Linked DNA regions of Homo sapiens: region 1 is linked to region 2. A link is a contact called in ENCODE Hi-C or POLR2A ChIA-PET data. All regions are on one chromosome and are shown on one strand. The core of a region is the stretch at or near the end of the contact, and the rest is flanking DNA. Distances in the headings are between cores, read along the strand shown. Region 1 has its middle 27 kb from the start of TMEM86A. Region 2 holds the start of UEVLD (UEV and lactate/malate dehyrogenase domains).

Evidence for each region. Hi-C counts contacts between places; a loop is a spot of excess contacts on that map. ChIA-PET counts read pairs that join two places held with the same protein, here RNA polymerase II (POLR2A). Pooled maps may share reads with other maps.
Region 1: a pooled map shows a loop between it and region 2 (4-fold over the local background). The contact joins the enhancer-like site here to the promoter of UEVLD in region 2. A Hi-C loop is called at or near these places in 3 of 50 pooled maps. POLR2A ChIA-PET finds 5 or more read pairs at or near these places in 4 of 52 experiments (OCI-LY7, Panc1, activated CD4-positive, alpha-beta memory T cell and 1 more).

What each region holds. Positions count from the first base shown.
Region 1 is chr11:18,668,379-18,675,029 of GRCh38, reverse strand. No RefSeq gene overlaps it. Among named protein-coding and RNA genes, the nearest start is that of TMEM86A, 27 kb to the left of the region's middle. RefSeq lists an enhancer at 6,073-6,574. Within about 2 kb of position 2,654, at least 2 of the 41 ENCODE cell types and tissues checked have a DNase peak (open chromatin) inside an H3K27ac peak, as active enhancers do.
Region 2 is chr11:18,584,474-18,590,973 of GRCh38, reverse strand. UEVLD (UEV and lactate/malate dehyrogenase domains) reads left to right here and starts at 2,240. Exons shown (of 12, transcript NM_001040697.4): 1 at 2,240-2,361. The coding sequence starts at 2,320. LOC112268073 (a long non-coding RNA gene) reads left to right here. Exons shown (of 4, transcript XR_002957242.2): 3 at 133-438; 4 at 694-881. RefSeq lists enhancers at 2,123-2,172, 2,078-2,372, 2,433-2,492, 2,533-2,682, 3,083-3,192.

The DNA.
Region 1 (6,651 bases), core at 1,405-3,904, 84 kb before region 2:
TACAAAGGCCTAATGTATTGCAGTAAGTTAGGTAATAGTTAAAATTAATATATCAGTGTTTCATAAAGTACACAAGCAATAGGACAACTGAGGCTGTTGGGAAATATCTGGGGAAGAAGGTTGCAGATGGCAAGATTTGTTTGGACATGGCAACCAAGCTACCTAAGCCGTGACCTTAGAAAGTGGTATGAGAGGCTGGGCACGGTGGCTCACCCCTGTAATCCCAACACTTTGGGAGGCCGAGGTGGGTGGATCACCTGAGGTCGGGAGTTCAAGACCAGCCTGGCCAACATGGTGAAACCCCGTCTCTACTAAAAATACAAAAATTAGCCAGGCATGGTGTCACGCGCTTGTAATCCCAGCTGAGGCAGGAGAATCGCTTGAACCCAGGAGGCGGAGGTTGCAGTGAGCCGAGATCAAGCCACTGCACTCCAGCCTGGGCCACAGAGCAAGACTCCATCTCAAAAAAAAAAAAAAAAAATAGTGCTTGCATGTGACCAGAGGGGAAGAGTCAGCTCTTTTGATGGTCACATTGTCCTTGCTGCCTTAGGCTGAGGTTGCAGTTAATTAAATTCCAAAATATTTTCTTCCATCCTGTACTTCACAGTTTTCTGGATCTAAATTCAGGACTTGATATTTTTCCTATCGTGTTTCATCTGCTATCTTCCTGACCAGGGAGAGATTTGTGGATCCAGATGATTCTGGCAATAAATTCCACAGGTCCTGTCAATCCCCTCTGCTAGGGACTGAATTGTGATCCCCCAAAATTTATATGTGGAAGCCTTAATGCCCAATGTGCTGGTATTTGGAGATGGGGCCTACGGGAGGAGGTTAGGATTAGATGAGGTTATGAGTGTGGGGTGCTCATGTTGGATTAGTGCCCTTATAATAAGAGACACCAGAAAGCTTCTTTTGATTTCTCACTCCCCTGACCCCAAACCATGTGAGGAAGAAAGCCCTCACCAGAATTCAACTATGCTGACACCGCGATCTTGGACTTCCAGCCTCCAGAACAGTGAGAAAATAATGTCTGTTTTTTAAGCCATCCAGTGTATAATACAGTTGACCCTTGAGCAACGCAAGGGTGAGGGGAACCAACCCACCATATAGTCAAAAATCCACATATAATTCTTGACTCCCCCAAAACATAACTACTAGCCTACTGTTGGCCAGAAGCCCTACCGATAACATAAACAGTAAGTTAACACATCTTCTGTATGTTATATGTATTATATACTTTATTCTTACAAAGTAAGCTAGAATAAAGAAAATGTTATTAAGAAAATCATAAGGAAGGTAAAATATATATACTATTCATTAAGTGGAAGAGGGTCACCATAAAGGCCTTCATTCTCATCATTCTCACAGTGAGTAGGCTGAGGAGGTAGGGGAAGAGGAGCAGTTGGTGTTGTTGTCTCAAGGATGACAAAGCTAAAGGAGGTGAAAGGGGAAACAAGAGAGGCAGGCACACTTGGTGAAACTTTATGAAAATACGTTGTAATTTGTCTTTTTTGCTTTTTCATTTCTCTAAATTTTTTGTCTATACAATACCAATCCTTCTCCAACCATATGCTTTAGTTTCAGTCTCTGTATCACAGAAAGGTCCATGTCGTAAAAGAAGTCAAAAGCGGCCGGGCGCAGTGGCTCACGCCTGTAATCCCAGCACTTTGGGAGGCTGAGGCAGGTGGATCACCTGAGGTCTGGAGTTTGAGACCAGCCTGGCCAACACGGTGAAACCTCGTCTCTGTTAAAAATACAAACATTAGCCGGGCACGGAGGCTCACGCCTGTAATCCCAGCACTTTGGGAGGCCGAGGCAGGTGGATCACTTGAGGTCAAGAGATTGAGACCATCCTGGCCAACATGGTGAAACCCCATCTCTACCAAAAATACAAAAATGAGCTGGGCATGGTGGCGCATGTCTATTGTCCCAGCTTAGGAGGCTGAGACAGGAGAATGGCTTGAACCCGGGAGGCGGAGGTTGCAGTGAGCCGAGATCGCACCACTGTACTCCAGCCTAGCAACAGAGCGAGACTCCGTCTCAAAAAAAAAAAAAAAAAAATTAGCCAGGCGAGGTGGTACACACCTATAATCCCAGCTACTCTGGAGGCTCAGGCATGAGAATTGCTTGAACCCAGGAGGCGGAGGTTGCAGTGAGCAGAAATTTCGCCACTGCACTGCAGCCCAGGTGACAGAGTGAGACTCTGTCTCAAAAACAAAAACAAAAAAAATAAAAGAAAAAACAGCAGAACAAGAAGAAATTACTTTTTTTTTTTTGAGACAGCGTTTCACTCTTGTCGCCCTGGCTGGAGTGCAGTGGCGTGATCTTGGCTCACTACAACCTCCACCTCCCGGGTTCAAGCAAATCTCCTGCCTCAGCCTCCCAAGTAGCTGGAAATTCAGGCGCCTTCCATCATGCCCAGCTAATTTTTTGTATTTTCAGTAGAGATGGGGTTTCGCCATGTTGGCCAGGCTGGTCTCAAACTCCTGACCTCAGGTGATCCACCCACCTCAGCCCCCCAAAGTGCTGGGATTACAGGCGTGAGCCACCTCGCTCGCCCTAAGAAATCACTTTTTACTGTGATGTATAATTTCCTGGAGAGATTAACTACTCACTTGCTCACTCAGAGATCAGCGTCACACACTGTTTTAAGTGGGTACTCACCATGCTTGAGCTCACCACAACAGCAACAGGAAGTGGCTAGGAAATTATTATAGTAGTATAATATATCCTACTGTTATTGCATACAATTATGATTTAATACTGCATCTTTACATTTACATACGTTTGTCTTGACTTCAAATGGCGCCATGTGCTGTCTATGTGTGTATATGTTTTTATGAACTTTAACTTTTTATAATAGATTTGTGTGTATTTTATGGTAGTAAGTGATAAAATAGACTAATATCTACATGTATTTTATGTATTCATGACATACCTAACTTTTTCTTATTTTTTATATTTATTTCCAGGCTACATGGTTCATCTGTATTTTTATTTTATTTTTATTTTTTTATTTTTATTTTTGAGATGGAGTCTCACTCTGTCACCCAGTCTGGAGTGCAGTGGCGCAATCTTGGCTCACTGCAACCTCTGCCTCCTGGGTTCAAGCAATTCTTCTGCCTCAGCCTCCTAAGTAGCTGAGACTATAGGCATGCGCCACCACACCTGGATAATTTTTGTATTTTTAGTAGAGATGGGGTTTCACCATGTTGGCCAAGCTGGTCTCAAACTCCTAATGCCAGGTGATCCACCCGCCTCGGCCTCCCAAAGTGCTGGCATTACAGGCATGAGCCACCATGCCTGGCTGATCTGTATGTTTAAATAGTCGCAAATCTCAAAAAAATTTTTCAGTGTATTTATGGGGGAAAAATCCCATATATAAGTGGACCTGCACAGTTTAAACTCATGTTGTTCAAGGGTCAACTATATTTTGTTATCGCAGCCAGAGCCTGAGCCAAGTAAGACACCTTCTTTATTCCATTATCTCATAACTCCATTATCCTCAATTCTCACTTTCTTGTCATATAGTAGCATCACCAGGTTACATGGTGACTCACCTTCCAGTGCCCTTGCATTTGCTCCACAAGCTGCCTTAGGTTCCACCTGGCCTCCAACCCCCACACCTCCTACAGATTTGAGCATGCCCTCCTCGGGGCCCTCCAGCCCCCTTTAATCAAGATATGAAAGACAGACAGACACTAATATTTAATAAAACAGTTAAAACTGTAGGCTCTGAGGCCAGAATGTCACAGTTCTATCCTCTGCTAATTCCCTGACTTTAGGCAAGTAATTCAGCCTACCTGTGCTTCAGTTTCCTTATCTGGAAAACAAGGTCATTACATGAGTTAGTCTACCCATAGTACTTGGAACAGTGTCTAGCACATTACAAACATTCAGTAATTGTTACCATAATTAATACCCTGTCTCGGGCACAATGCTAAGTGCTTCATATGTAGTATCTTATGTAATTTTGATGTCAACCCTGTGAAACAGAATTGTCATCTCCTATTACATATAAGCAACATCCCTGGTCACTGTATCATTTTATCTTATTTTATTGTTTTTGTTTGTTTTTTGTTTTGAGACAGGGTCTCACTCTGTTGCCCAGGCAGGAATGCAGTGACACCATCACGGCTCACTGCAGCTTCCACCTCTCGGGCTGAGGTGATACCTCCTGCCTCAGCCTCCCAAGTAGCTGGGACCACAGGTGCACACCACCACACCAGCTAATTTTTTGTTTATAGTAGAGACAAGGTCTCACTATGTTTCCCAGGCTGGTCTCAAACTCCTGGGCTCAAGAGATCCTCCTGCCTTGGTTGGGGTTACAGGCGTGAGCCACCATACCCAACCATCTTATCTTATTGTCTTTTTAGTATCTACTACCATTTCCATATTACACCATTTATTAGTTTTCTTGTTTATTGTGTCTCCCCAACAACCCTGCATGCCTGAAAGTTCTAAGAGATAAAGAGACTTTGTCTTGTTCACCACAAAATTGCAGTGCCTAGTAGTAAATTCTCAATAAATATTTTTGAATACATGTATCATCAAATGAATGAAAAGGAGAGGTGAGGCCAGATGTGATGGCTCACGCCTGTTACCCCAGAACTTTGGGAGGCCGAGGTGGGTGGATCACCTGAGGTTAGGAGTTTGAGACCAGCCTGGACAACATGGCAAAACCCCGTCTCTACAAAAAATACAAAAAATTAGCCGGGCGTGGTGGCAGGCGCCTGTAGTCCCAGCTACTTGGGAGGCTGAGGCAGGAGAATGGCGTGAACCCGGGAGGCGGAGCTTGCAGTGAGCGGAGATTGCGCCACTGCACCCAGCCTGGGCGACAGAGCGAGACTCCATATCAAAATAAAATAAAATAAAATAAAATGAGAGGTGAACTTGCTAGGACAAGGTCACACAGCAAGTAAGTGACAGAACCAGATTTGACATCAGGTCTAGATGGTTCTAAAAATCAATATTTACTTCTGCTTCCCAGAGCAGCCACAGCTGGGGGGAAAAAGCTGTAGAGGGCAGGGAGAGGGAGTGGACAACATTCAGCTCCCTAAGCCAGCGCTTCCCCTCTCTCCTCCCATTGGTCAAGTGACATCACAGCTGGCGGAGTCGACATTGATATCCAAGGTGCTTTATGGACTAGCAACCCAGCTCCAGGTTGCACTTACAACCTCTTATGTCTCCACATCTAAGGGAGAGTAAATCTGTCTGATAAATCCCTGGGAGTTACGTCATTGATTAAAGGCTATGTGCATCTCTTCTTTTGATATTAATCCAAAGAGGATGCACCAGTCTCTACTCACATAGTATTTTCTCACACTTTCACAACAGAGTACTAGTAATCTTTTTTGATATTTTAATTTTTGCCAGTCTGAGAGATGCAGCTGGAGACTGCAATATTCTAAACCTCCCCAAATTGCTCCCGGGGATAACATCTTAGGTTACAGTAAAACCTAAGATCAGTGCTTGAGATAGTTTGCAGATCCTGTACTCGATGGATCAGCTGACACCACCCAGATCAATAAACTGGCTCATCTGGTCTTGTGGCCCCCACCCAGGAACTGACTCAGCGCAAGAGGACAGCTTCAGCTCCCTATGATTTCATCTCCAACCTGACCAATTAGCATTCCCCACTTCCTGAGACTCTACCCACCAAATTAACCTTAAAAACTCCAGTCCCTGAATTTCTGTGACCAGTCTCTGCTCTACATAGTATTTTCTCACACTTCCACAACACAGTATTAGTAATCTTTTTCATATTTAAATTTTTGCCAATCTGAGAGATGGAAAAGAACTCATTTTAGGTTGACTAATTCAATTATGAGTAGGACTATGCATTTTTTTCTTTTTCTTTTTTTTCTTTGTTTCTTTTTTTCTGAGGCAGAGTTTCACTTTTGTCCTCCAGGCTGGAGAGCAATGGCACGATCTTGGCCCACTGAAACCTCCGCGTCCCGGGTTCAAGTGATTCCCCTGCCTCAGGCTCTTGAGTAGCTGGGATTACATGTGCCCACCACCACGCCCAGCTAATTTTTTGTATTTTTAGTAGAGATGGGGTTTCACCGTGTTGGCCACGCTGGTCTCGAACTCCTGACCTCAGGTGATCCGCCTGCCGGAGCCTCCCAACGTGCTGGGATTACAGGCGTGAGCCACTGCGCCCAGCCCGTCTTTTCTTGTTTATTAGCCATGTATAAGCTGTTTGTCTGTGAGCTGCCTGTTCCTGTCTTTTGCTAATTTGATTTGAGATTCTGCATGAGGACCTAGAGCGGCCCCAAAGTCCCACACCCGTCCGCTCTTCTCTCCCCACTATCAGCCCCTCCCCCTGCTCTGCTCGGTTCTCTACTGCTGCCTAGTGACAGGGGTTAGTCTTACCACAGGCCTCACAGACGCAACTACTGCCTGCCTCTCCCTGAGGATAAATTTCCTGCTGGAATCATGCCCTTGATTCCTAGGTGGGATTGCCAGGTGTAGTTAATAAGAATGCAGGACCTCCCGTTAAGTTTTTAGGATTGCCAGGTTTAGTTAATAAGAATGCAGGATCTCCCGTTAAGTTTGAATTTCAAACAAGCAAGTACCTTTTTAGTTGTGACATACTTTTATCCAAATTTAACTGAGTGTCCTGTAATATATCTGGCAACCCTATTCCAA
Region 2 (6,500 bases), core at 991-3,490:
CTTCTGGCCTACTCTTGCCTGACACTACTGCCTCTTCACAACACTGCAGAGTTATTAATATTTTTTTAAAGCTCAGTCAGATCATGTCACTGTTCTGTTCGAAACCTCCCAGTGGCTTTCTCTTTCTCCCAGATTAAAAGCCTGAGAAAGGAAGAGGCAGGCCCTGACATCTGAGAGCTGGTCTGACACAGCTAGACTTCAGGGTTGTTAGAAGCTGGCCTGATGCTCACAGCTTGGCCCAGTTATTCTTCTGTGGGACATAATCTCACAGAACACCAACATGAGACAAGGTCAGTCAGACTATAAAAAAGGGACACAACAACAAGGCCATTTCAAAATTGTGTCTAAGCAGAGACAAGAGAGCAAGGTCACTGTGCAAGCCATGAAATACCAAACGTCCTTCTCTGCTATTATGAGTGACTGCTGCTTCTTTACTAGGTATAGCTTTATCCTCACTCTAGTCTGTCCATCTTATAGACAATACTTATTCAGATACCTAGTCACAGAAATGTCCCTGCTTTCTGACAGCACCCAATCCAGGGTGAAGCCTGGCTTTCTTGAGCCCTCCCGCAAATCGCCCAAATTCTATAATAGGTTCTCTCACCCTCACCAAGCTGTCCCAATGGTCCTCCACAACACCTGCTTCCTCACTGCAAGAACTATTAATAATGAACTCAACTTGTTTAAGCACAGGTGTGTTCCTGATGGTCTCTGGCTGGAGGGCAGGGACAGGCCAGAGTCCTTACAATTGTCTACAAAGTCCCACAGTGGTTCTTGGACTTCATCACCCATCAGAATCATCTGGAAGAATTGTTAAAAGAGAATTGCTGGTCCCCAACCCCAGAGCCTGTGATTGAATAAAGCTGGGGTTGAGGTCTTAGCATCTGCATTTCTAACAACTCCCAGCACCTGAGGCTGCAGATCTGGGGCTCACACTAGAAGACTCACTTCTCTAAACCACTTGTTCCCCCGTCTTATTTCCCTGACTTAGCCTCCTTGTCTCCACTCCCATCTTACTTCATTCTACTCCAGCCACACTGGCCTCCTTGCTGTGTTGAGCCTCCCTGGGCACATGCCTTAGGCTACTGCTTTGTCTGCACTCGGATTCGTAACACTTACTCCCTCACCCCTCAGTGAGACCTACCCCAATCTCCCTACCCTTTTCAGAATTTATTCTCCACAACACGTAATCAACCTTCTGACATGCTGAATAATTTACTTATTACATTTATTGTTTTGCTCTCTCTCTGCTAATAAAGGAATGACACCCTTAAGACATCAGCTATCTGAGTGTATTTTGTTCACGGCTGTATCCTGAGACCTGGAAAAATAGCTGGCAAGTAGTAGATGCTCAACAAAAACTTTCTGAATGAATGTTCCTTCCAGCTTTTCAGCTTCTTCTCCTGAGTCAGGGCAGCACTCCCTTCAGATCTTCCTATAAATACAATCTCTCTCCTATATGTCCAACCTCTTGACAATTACAATATCCAGCTCCTGGGACTTTTCGCTTCAGTGGCTCAGGCCAGGGATACAGGGCAGGTAAGTCAGCCATGGGCCAAGGAGATCAAACAACGCCAGAAAATTACTGTATCCTGCATCTCTTCTTCACCCACCTTCTCCAGATGACCTTATCCACCCATCTCCCTCCTCTCTTGTTTTCCAACTATTTGTTCACCTGGATTTCTCCTCTCTTTGACCACCAACATTGTTATGGCACCCCTAAAAAAAATAAAAAAAGCAACCACTCTCCCCGTGCTAAGCCACCCTCATGCTGGGGCTGTCCTATCTCCGCTTCTCCGGCAAGGCTCCTCCTGACTTTGTTTTTCCTTTCTACTCCCTGAAATTTTGCTTCTGAAGTTCCATTACCGCCTCCTTCCTAAATTCAACTGCAATTTTCGGTCTTGCTCTTTCCTGATACACTGTGGAATTTAATACATCTGTCTGGAAACTCTTCAAGAACACCGCGTGTTGCCTCTACCTCCTTTAGTGCTTCTACTCCGGTCCTTCCTAGTCTTCTCTTCATAAGTGTCCCCAAGTTTCCTTCCAGGAAGATGGGTCGTGGTTTCCTTGACGCCAATGCGTTTCTGGCCGTGCCCTCGTCACTTGCCCACTCCGGGGTCACGAAGGAGAGGCCCCGGATTCCGGGCGCAGCCGCGGCTGAGCCCGGGGCGTTGAATGCGGGTGGAATTTCCAGTCTGGGAAGGGGCGGGGCCTTGGACCGCCGGGAAGTTTGGTCCTCAGCGGCTTCCGTCCTGCAGCAAGTCCGGAAGAAGGTCCGGGGGCTGGAGTCCTGGGACCTAGCTCGGGACCGGCCTGGAGATGGAGTTCGACTGCGAGGGCCTGAGACGGCTGCTTGGCAAGGTGCGGGCAGTCCGCTGGGCCAGTTTGGGTCCTCAGGGTCTTGCGGGGGGTGCCTCTGCCTTTGGCCAGGTTGCCTCCGTTTTGCGTTTCCCGGCTTGTAGTGGGGCTTGGAGCCGGGGCGGCTGGTCTGAAACCGGCTATGGGGCGCGGCCCCAGGGAGGCTGAGGGGACCTGGATTCTGATTTCTCCCGCAACTCTGAGGTTTCCCAACCTCCACCTGGTGCGAGCCCTCCTCATACCCCCAGCTTCACTGACCTCAAACAGCTCCCAGCACACGCCTAACCACGCCTTTCTCTCTTTCTCTCTGCTGAAATGGTCTGCCTTTTTTTTCTTTTTTCTTGAATTGCAAAGCTCATCCTTTGTAAGACCCAACTCAGTCACTCCCTGTAAGATTGAATCAACCCTTCTGTTTTGAAAGATATCGATTATCACATTGTGGAGTAATTATGTATTTACAAACCGTAATCTTGCTGTGAGCCCCTTTGACTGCAGACATTGTGCTTTTGTATTCCCTTCCTCTAGCCACTATGTTTGACAACACCATAGGTACTAAGTAACTGTGCAGTGAATGAAAGACCTGAGTAGATTTAGAGATGAAGACAGAGCTTGAAGGCCCTGGAGAGATCTTAATGTTGGAAGGCTGGGGAGTAGGCGGGCCGACCTAGAAATCTGACCTATATTTCTGAGACCTGACTAGCCTGAGTTTCCGGTGTACAATCTGAGGGAATCCCCGCCAATTTTCTAGTTAAGAAGACTAGTTTTCACCAGTTTCCTAGTTAAGGTGGTTTTTTGTTTTTTGTGTTTTTTTTTTTGACAGAGTCTTGCTCTGTCCCCCAGGCTGGAGTGCAGTGGTGCGATCTAGGCTCACTGCAACCTCCACCTCCCGGGTTCAAGCCGATTCTCGTGCCTCAGCCTCCCAAGTAGCTGGGACTACAGGCGCGTGCCACCATGCCTGGCTAATTTTTGTATTTTAGTAGAGATGGGTTTTCACCATGTTGGCCAGTCTGGTCTCGAACTCTTGACCTCAAGTGATCCACTCGCCTGAGCCTCCCAAAGTGGTGGAATTACAGGTATGAACCACCGCACCCGGCCTTAAATAATTCTTAATGCTTCTTAAGACTTCCTAATGCAGAAACCATAGTTTATGCCATTTTTGTTATACTTGCCTCTTTCTTTGTTGGGGCAGTTTACATACCCGTGGGAGGTTTTGAAGTCCTAAGATTGAAATTGTTTATGTAAGTGACTTGAATGAATTTATCTACTGCGACAGGTGCAGATCTTGTAGGAAGAGAAGTATCATAATGCTACCCTTTCTGTCTCCTCTTCAGAGCATGTGAAATTAAAAGAACCATTCAAGTTTTAATGTGCAGAGGATGATGGATTGTCCGATGGGAAGAATTGTTCAAGTTAAGATTCAAACATAGAGCATATTTTTGGTGGCACTGGAATGAAGGAAAAGAAGAGAGACAATGGTTTTTTCAAGGGTGAGAGTAGAATAGTAGAGGATTTTTTTTTCCCCATCAGTGCATAGCATAGAGTCTGGCACATAGGTAGCTTATTATTATTATTACTGTTTGTTTTGAGACGGAGTCTCGCTCTGTCACCCAGGTTGAAGTGCAGTGGCGCGATCTCTGCTCACTGCCATCTCCGCCTCCTGGGTTCAAGCGATTCTCCTGCCTTAGCATCCTGAGTAGCTGGGACTACAGGCGCCCACCACCAAGCCCGGCTAATTTTTTTTGTATTTTTAGTAGCGACGAGGTTTCGTCATATTGGCCAGGCTGGGGTAGCTTATTATTAATAAGTATTTGTTGGCTGTATAAATTAAGGAAACCAATCAGAAACAAGTCAGTGCAGCAAATATATGAAGTTTCCTGACCATTCACTGCAGTCTGCAAATAATATTGTTTAATATCTAGAAATAATTTTAGTCTAGGCACAGTTACTCATGCCTGTAGTCCCCGCTACTTGAGAGGCTGAGGCAGGAGAATAGCTTGAGCCCTGGTGTTTGAGTATGCAGAGAGCTATGATTGTGCCACTGCTTGCCAGCCTGGGAGACAGAACGAGACCGTGTCTCTAAAAAGTAGAAATAAATGTAAGGCCAGGCACGGTAGCTCACGTCTGTAATTCCAGCACTTTGGGAGACCGAGGCGGGTAGATCACCTGCGGCCAGGAGTTCGAGATCGGCCTGTCCAACATGGTGAAACCCCATCTCTACTAAAAATACAAAAAAATAAGCCAGGCGTGGTGGCCCGCTCCTGTAATCCCATCTACTCGGGAGGCTGAAGCAGGAGAATCACTTGAACCTGGGAGGTGGAGGTTACAGTGGCCCAAGATCGTGCCACTGCACTCCAGCCTGGGCAACAGAGGGAGACCCCATCTCAAAAAAATAAAAAAAAATGAATTTAAAATTTTTTAAAACTTAGAAATAATTTTGTTGCAGAAAAAATCGATGGAGAAGTGATCAGTACATTAAAAAATTAAGCAACTATGGAGAAAGTAAAAAATCTAATTAAATAGATATCCCAGTTTCATAGATGTGAAGATTGTCAGTTCTCTCCAAATTTATCTATAGGGTCAATGCATTTCTTGGAAACTTCAAACTGATTCTAAAATTCATTCAGAAGAGCAGAAGGCCAAGGATAACCTTGACATTATTATGGAAAAAAAATAGATATGAGGGCTGGGTGTGGTGGCTTACGCCTCTAATCCCAGCACTTCGGGAGGCCGAGGTGGGCGGATCACTTGAGGTCAGGAGTTCAAGAGCAGCCTGGCCAACATGGTGAAACCTCGTCTCTCCTAAAAAATGTAAAAACTGGGCATGGTGGTGGGCACCTGTAACCCCAGCTACTTGGGAGGCTGAGGCAGGAGAATCGCTTGAACCCAGGAGACAGAGGTTGCAGTGAGCTGAGAATGCGCCACTGCACCCCAGCCTGAGCCACAGAGCAATACTCTGTCTCAAAAAAAAAAAAATAATAATAATAAAGAAGGAAAGAATAGATGATAGATTTGAGGACCTGCTCTACCAAATATCAGTACTACGGCAAGTAAAATTTAGTGTGGCATTGGTGTGGAATAGACTAACCAGTGAAACAGACTAAAGGGCTTAGAATCGTAGTCACACATGTTTGGAAATGCAATATAAAACAGAAGACATTGCAGATAAATGGCGAAAGGAGAATGGAGAGACAAGTGAATATCCACATGAGAAAAATGAAATTGTACCTTGTATCCCTGCCTTACGCCAAACATAAAAATTTCCAGTGGATTAAAGACCTAAATGTAAAAGACAACTTTAAAACCTAAAAAGATAAATGTTATAGGCTCAGAATATGCAAACCGTTTTAAAATAATACACAAATAAGAGACAAATTCAACTGTATTAAAATTAAGAACAGAAGACACCATGAAGAAAGTGAAGAGGCAGCCAGGTGTGGTGGCTCACACCTGTAATCTCAGCACTTTGGGAGGCCAAGACAGGCAGATCTGTTGAGTCCAGGAGTTTGAGACAAGCCTGAACAATATGGCAAGACCCTATCTCAATTTTTTTAAAAAGAAAATTAAAGAAAGTGAAGAGGCAAGATACAAACTTAGAGAAGCTATCTGTAGCACACATAACTGACAAAGTATTGGTATCTAAAATATATAAAGCATGCCTACAAATCAATATTAGAACCAATAAATAGGCCAGGCATGGTGGCACACACCTGTAATCCCAGCACATTAGGAGGCTGAGGCATGCAGATCACGAGGTCAGGAATTCAAGACCAGCCTGGCCAACATAGTGAAACCCTGTCTCTACTAAAAATACAAAAATTAGCCGGGCATCCTGCAATGGGCCTGTAGTCCCAGCTACTCAGGAGGCTGAGACAGGAGAATCGCTTGAACCCGGGAGGTGGAGGTTGTGGTGAGCTGAGATCACGCCACTGCACTCCAGCCTGGGCAACAGAGCAAGACTCCGTCTCAAAAAAACAAAGCAAACAAAAAAGTAAATAGATAATTGGGCAAAAGATATAAATAAGCATTTTTTAAAAACAGGAATAAAATCACTAATCACATTTCAATTGTTAGTAGCCACATGTGGTTTGTGGCTATCATATTGGACAATGTATGTGTAGATTATTTCCATTATGGCAGAAAGC